Linked DNA regions of Homo sapiens: region 2 is linked to region 1. A link is a contact called in ENCODE Hi-C or POLR2A ChIA-PET data. All regions are on one chromosome and are shown on one strand. Each heading gives the region's core, a stretch centred on a gene start or an enhancer-like site at or near the end of the contact. The rest is flanking DNA. Distances are from core to core; before and after follow the strand shown. Region 1 overlaps LPP (LIM domain containing preferred translocation partner in lipoma). Region 2 has its middle 47 kb from the start of TPRG1-AS1.

Region 1 (2,947 bases), core at 71-2,570:
TTTGGTCTCTAGCTGGGTGCTTCCCCCTCTGTAGCATATAACAAGGATACACTTTCAAGGCAGGGAGCCTGGAGGACAAGGAGATAACCCTGCAGGCCTGGCCACCCAGGCTCTTTCCGGTGTTCCATGTACACTGCATAGATTGAGTGGACACCCAGGTTAAAGAGATCTCTCAGTACTCTTGGATTTTCCTTTACCTTAATTTTGAAATTATAATATTTTAGACATAACTTGTGCAGGATCACACAGTGAGTCTATAGGAGAACTGGATGAGAACCCAAGTTTTCTGACTTTCAATCAGCTCTCTCTCCCTACATGTACCTTAACATGTATCATAAAGATGACTGTTGCCATATGGGCTAAGCCCTCCATTTTCTGAGTATGCTATACCACCTCCTTCCCTCAGAACAATTAACAGAGGATCTCATAAAGATGTGCTATATATGTGTCCCATAGATTTTAATGAGACTTCAGTAGGTGGGAAGGTGTAGTATTTATTCTGGGATATTGGAAGAGCAAGTTGGATAGGACCTTAAATTTTCTACATAGATACTTGTGGAGGACAGGCTCTAGGGTGACTTCCAATGACCCCTGCCTCCTGGTGTTTACATCTCTGTGTAATACCTCTCCTTGAGTGCAGGTGAATCTGTAACTTGCTTCTAATCAATAGAAGAAGGCAAAGGTGTTGGGGTGTAACTTACCATGATTACATGTTGTGATATACGAGTCCATCTCAGCAGATAGAGAGACTCTCCTTGACAGCTTGAGGAAATAAGTGACCATATGAGAGAAGCTCATGAGGCAAGGAGCTGTGAGCAACCTTTAGGAGCTAAGGACAGCTTCCAGCAGACAGCCAACAAAAAGCTAGGATCCTGACTCACATACCCACAAGGAAATGAATTCCGCCAATAATCTGAATGTGCCTGGAAAAGATTCTTCCACAGCCAACCCTCCAGATGAGAATGCTACTCAGCTGACACTTTGATTGCAGCCTGTAAGACTCCGAGTGGAGGACCCAGCCAGAGTCATGCCTGGGCCCTCAGAAACTGTGAGATAGTAAATGTTTGTTGTTTTATGCCACTGAGATTGTTAGCCAACAATCAAAACCTAATACAATAATACCCTTTACTGTTTTCTAGACAGCTGCTATTTAGAAAAGCCTCCCACCCAATAAAAGAGTCCCCTTTATAGTTTTCCAAGTAGGTGGTTATCAGGGTTCTGCTTCACCATCTTCAGTGGCAAGGAACTTCCATTTCACAGGGCAACCATGTGTGTATTACAGAGGCTTGCATGTTGTCAAGTTCAGCTGTGGTCTTCAGCGGGAGCCTAGGACATGCCAGGGATTTCAAGGTAGGCTGGTGAGGGGTTCCTGGTTTTCTTGGTCCTGAACCATCCCAGTGCCATTCTAACAGTTGCAAGTCTGCCTCCTTCATGACAAAAGGACTGGAGGAAAATGTATCTGGCAAGTCGATAACACTGGATCGTTTGCTCCCAGCTTTACCACTTGGCATCAGTGCAAACTTTCACCCAGTTAAATAACTTAATGAGCCCTGCTCTGCATGCTTGCTTCACAGAGTTGTGACGATCAAGTAAGACAGCATCTATGACAGTGTTTGTTGGCTGTAAGTCAGCAAATGATTGCAAATGATGATTATTATTAAAATAATAGTCATTTGTCAGTAAATATTTGTCAAAGCTGGTCCACACTGAGGGAGACAGGCTCTCCAGGGAAACTGCTGATGCAGAGATAAAGAGGAGACCAGCCCCAGTTTGGAATTGCATCACTGATTCTGAATTCCCCATGGTACATTTCAGGTCTTGCTTCAGGAATTTGTTTTTTGTTTTGTTTGGTAGGAACAAGAATCCCCTAGAGCCAGTTATGTTGTCATCAAACTTAGTTGCTAATTAGGCACCAAAGCAAACCTATGCCAGTGAGACAGAGTTGAAACTTGAATTCCTTTCTGCAGGTGGAGCGTTGGATCCTAGAGGCGGTGTATACAGCTTGGCTATTTTGATGCTTCTGCATGCAAGAAGGTTTAAGAGAATCTGAGTAAAGCAATTAGCATCCCTCTGTCTGCAGGCAAAACTGGTTTGGACATGCTTCTCTCTTCTTGAAGGGCTGTTAGAGCCTTGGCAGTGTATCTGACGAAAGATTTCACTAAGCAAAATGTCTTCACTTACAAATCCAGCCACTTTGCACTCTCAGTCAGCCTCAAATTCATTTATTTTCTTTAGAGTTTCCCTACAACCACGAACCACCAAGAATTAAATTAATCCCCAAGAGCCTGAGCAATTATGAGGATGTTGAATCTATCCATTCAAGGATGTCCCAGCAAGGACTGTTCATTCTTTTAACGTAAACTATTTATATGTTTTGATTCTCCTCATTTGGAAGAAAGAAATAAGTTTTCATATATGTATTTTTCAGGGTGTATTTTATATATCTGTTTATATTACACTGTTCACATTACTATTAAAGCATCCCCATTTTATTGTAAGTTTATTTTGCCTGCTTCGGGAAGAACAAGACCAAGATCCCATTATTAAAACCAAAATCTTCCACAAAAGTTTCCTTTTAAAAACTTAGATTAGGAAATTTTCAGTCAGCCAGCCAACTCTATAGCCTTTGATACTTGGTCCTACAAAGTTTTCTTCCCCTTTGGTCTGAATGTTTTCCTTTGTCTGTGCACACTCTATTCTCCTGCCAGCATGATAATACATGCTGCTTTGATATCAAGTGGCGGGAACATATAGAAATGTGCTATTGGTGCTGCAATTTGTATCTTTGTTTTCATCAAACTTATTATTTACCATTTTAGGATTTTTTTGTTTCTTTTTGGGTGTTTTTTTTTTTTTTTTTTTTTTTGGTGTGTTTTGTTTGATCTTGGTTTTGGTTTTCCAATCTAGGCCTGAGGTCCAGTGCTAATTTGATGCTAGTGTGAACTCT
Region 2 (2,729 bases), core at 51-2,550, 68 kb after region 1:
TTTCCAAGCCACAAATTGGACCCCACTGTCCCCCTGATCCCCTGATCCTATTTACTGTCTCTCCTTCACCCCTAAGACATGATCAAAATTCCTCAGCAAAACTTTGAAGTCTTCAGGTTATCTTATCTATTCCCACTTCTCCCCAACACACCTGCCATTAAAGTACATACCCTTCTCCAACAGATCTCACATCTCTGGGTAGACTGCTCCTTCCCCTTCCTTTCTGAGAATTATAAAAGAACTCTCGGCACATAATGCCTCCATCCTGAACCCCTGCTGGAAAAGACTTGACCAACCCTAGCATAGCTTCTGGCAACCCAAGGCTGCATCTCTGGGAAGACCTAGCCCATCTTTTAGTTGCTGTCTGAAAAACTTAGTAGTTGTAAAAAGAATTTACTGTATCTTCTAGCTGAGACTTGAGGAGAGGTCGCCGTCTCCCTCTTTCTTAGAGAATTTACTTTAAGGAGCTTGCAATTGTAAATCTTTCCTCTGTTACTTTGAGATGTATGTGTATGTGTCTCCTACAACCCAGGAGTGTCTTTCTCAAGGACCTGAAAGCAAAGCCATTCCTTTGAAAGGTAATCATCAGGAAGGATAGGGCCTTGGTCTCTAAATCTCCATGGGAGAATAGACTCCTAAAAAGCAGACACGGCTGGCTTCATCACATTTACACTGACCTGCCCTCCAACCCACTTTTTGTAACTGTTCACTTTCCTGACTGCTTGAGCTCACTCCCTGTCCCTACTCCTTCATTCTCCTTCTAAAACACCCAGTTACCTCCACACAATTGGGAACAGAGCTGAGCTTTTTTTCCCTACTGTCAGCGCTTACTGTGCAAGATTTATTTTCACCACTTTAACACGTCTGCCTTTGTTTATCTTTAACAATTCCGCACTCCAAGACCCAGCCCTCAGGTTACCGCCTCCAGGAAATCTCCTTTCTTTGGCCTCCAGGAAGGTGTTTGCCTCTCGTAAGTGTGCCTATGCAACTTGAAACACACATACACTAGGATAGTCATGTGAAACTAAAATTTCCTTTTCCTCTGGTCAAAATTCCATCTAGACTAAAGCCCTAAAGGTCGCAAATTGGGTTTTACTTATTCCCATATGCATGGTGCCAGGTATAGAACAGACCTTGAATAAATGCATATCAAGTGGAGACTTGAATGAATGAGGGAATGAGTGTCTGTGTGTGGGATTGTAAGGGTTAAGAGGCCTCTTTCTAGAGCTGTCCCTGTAAAAAATGGAGACCCAGAGGTGTGGTTGCAGAGCAGGAGCAAGGCAATTACCCTTCTCCAGGAGGAGATGAAGACAGACCAGTGTGGACTTGCCCTTCGTTGCCTCTGAGATGTTTTCCATTCCATTTCTACCCTTCCCAAATCTTTGTTAGTTTGTACGCAAGATCTTTTTCCTCCAGGGCTGTGAAGAACTATTTTCTGTTATTTATTGTAATGGGGTGGGGAGAAGTGAGGGGACTCAAATCTTTTCAAACACCAGACAAAATTTGCCAGCTGAAAGGGCTTCATCTTGGCCATAACCAGATGAAAATGTGTGATGTCAAGCCAACCTAAGCTATCCCATTGTTTTTAAGTGTGACTAAATACTGACTAATATTACTTCCTCTGGCACTTTTCATTTTTTTTTTTTTTTTGACTCAGTACAATGGAAATGTTCCAGGCTGTTGTTATAGTTTGCTGTCTGGACAGAATGACTTCCTGCACATCATAACCACTTATGATGGAGAAAAATAGAAGGGGTGAGAATCCCAAAATTCCCAAGAATACCCCTAAGTTTAGCAATGGCTTTTGGCTTGGATTTTTGTTGTTTTTGTTGTTATGTTTTGTTCACAAAAGCAATAAAGAATACTGAAATCCAAGTTGGAAGGGACCTTGCCAAAGTTGCTCATTGAGGAGCCAACATTTTTCCGGCCATCCTGAGACCTGCAGTGTCGCCACGACATTCCCTGCCAAGCAGTTCAGACTGGTAAATTCTCTCTTTCTTCAGGAGTTCTGTTCCTTCAAAAACAAGCTCTCACACCTTTGGACTATTAGCACTCTCTTCTGCCTCCCTGCAGACTCTTCTTTTTAGCTCTGCCTTTTGGGAAGCAAGTGGTGTTTGAGGAAAGGAAAGTGATTCAGAGCCGTGTTCCATGCAGACTAGATCACTGGAGACACGATTGGTAGTGACTTTTCTCACAGAGGAAATGAAGAAGTAAGCAGAGCCTAAGCTCTGGGAATGTCTTCAGAGAGTGGAAACAAAGGATACTGTTTAAACGTGCGTCTGGAAGGTCAGATAAGTCCCTTCTCTCACATGTATGGCAGATGATAGATAACCAAAATTGTCTGATCCAAGCATTTCAGACTGAATGAAGTTCCAGTATGTTCTCCACTCCTTCTAAAACCAATAAGCCCCTGCCCCATCCAACTCCTAGGTTCAGTCTCTATTAGCTACCACTTTAGGCTATATGTTGAACAGTCATCACCCTCAGCTTTCTGCCTCTCCCAATCAATCTGGTGGCAGCACAGATCAGCTGTCCCGTGCCACCTTCAGAGAAAGCCTGCTATCCCTCTCAAAAAGATTTTCCTCCCATTATTGTTAGAAGCTAGAGCATTCACAAGGAGGTGCAGTACCCCTCTGAAAATCAATTAAAGCCCCTTTCAACTGTGGGATACGCTTTTCCCGGGGTGTGAGTCATTTCCATAACTCTGAGTTTCCACCAGTTTTAGGGTC

What was found. Hi-C counts contacts between places; a loop is a spot of excess contacts on that map. ChIA-PET counts read pairs that join two places held with the same protein, here RNA polymerase II (POLR2A). Pooled maps may share reads with other maps.
Region 2: a map of mesothelial cell of epicardium shows a loop between it and region 1 (6-fold over the local background). The contact joins two enhancer-like sites. A Hi-C loop is called at or near these places in 6 of 168 maps with a recorded cell type or tissue (CD14-positive monocyte, Caco-2, mammary epithelial cell and 2 more) and 4 of 50 pooled maps. POLR2A ChIA-PET finds 5 or more read pairs at or near these places in 1 of 52 experiments (MCF 10A).

Annotation. Positions count from the first base shown.
Region 1 is chr3:188,831,482-188,834,428 of GRCh38, forward strand. All of the region lies in intron 9 of LPP (LIM domain containing preferred translocation partner in lipoma), which reads left to right. Among named protein-coding and RNA genes, the nearest start is that of TPRG1-AS1, 110 kb to the right of the region's middle. Within about 2 kb of position 1,321, at least 3 of the 41 ENCODE cell types and tissues checked have a DNase peak (open chromatin) inside an H3K27ac peak, as active enhancers do; they include CD14-positive monocyte, where a contact is called at or near this core.
Region 2 is chr3:188,899,196-188,901,924 of GRCh38, forward strand. No RefSeq gene overlaps it. Among named protein-coding and RNA genes, the nearest start is that of TPRG1-AS1, 47 kb to the right of the region's middle. RefSeq lists an enhancer at 1,076-2,275. Within about 2 kb of position 1,301, at least 7 of the 41 ENCODE cell types and tissues checked have a DNase peak (open chromatin) inside an H3K27ac peak, as active enhancers do; they include CD14-positive monocyte, where a contact is called at or near this core.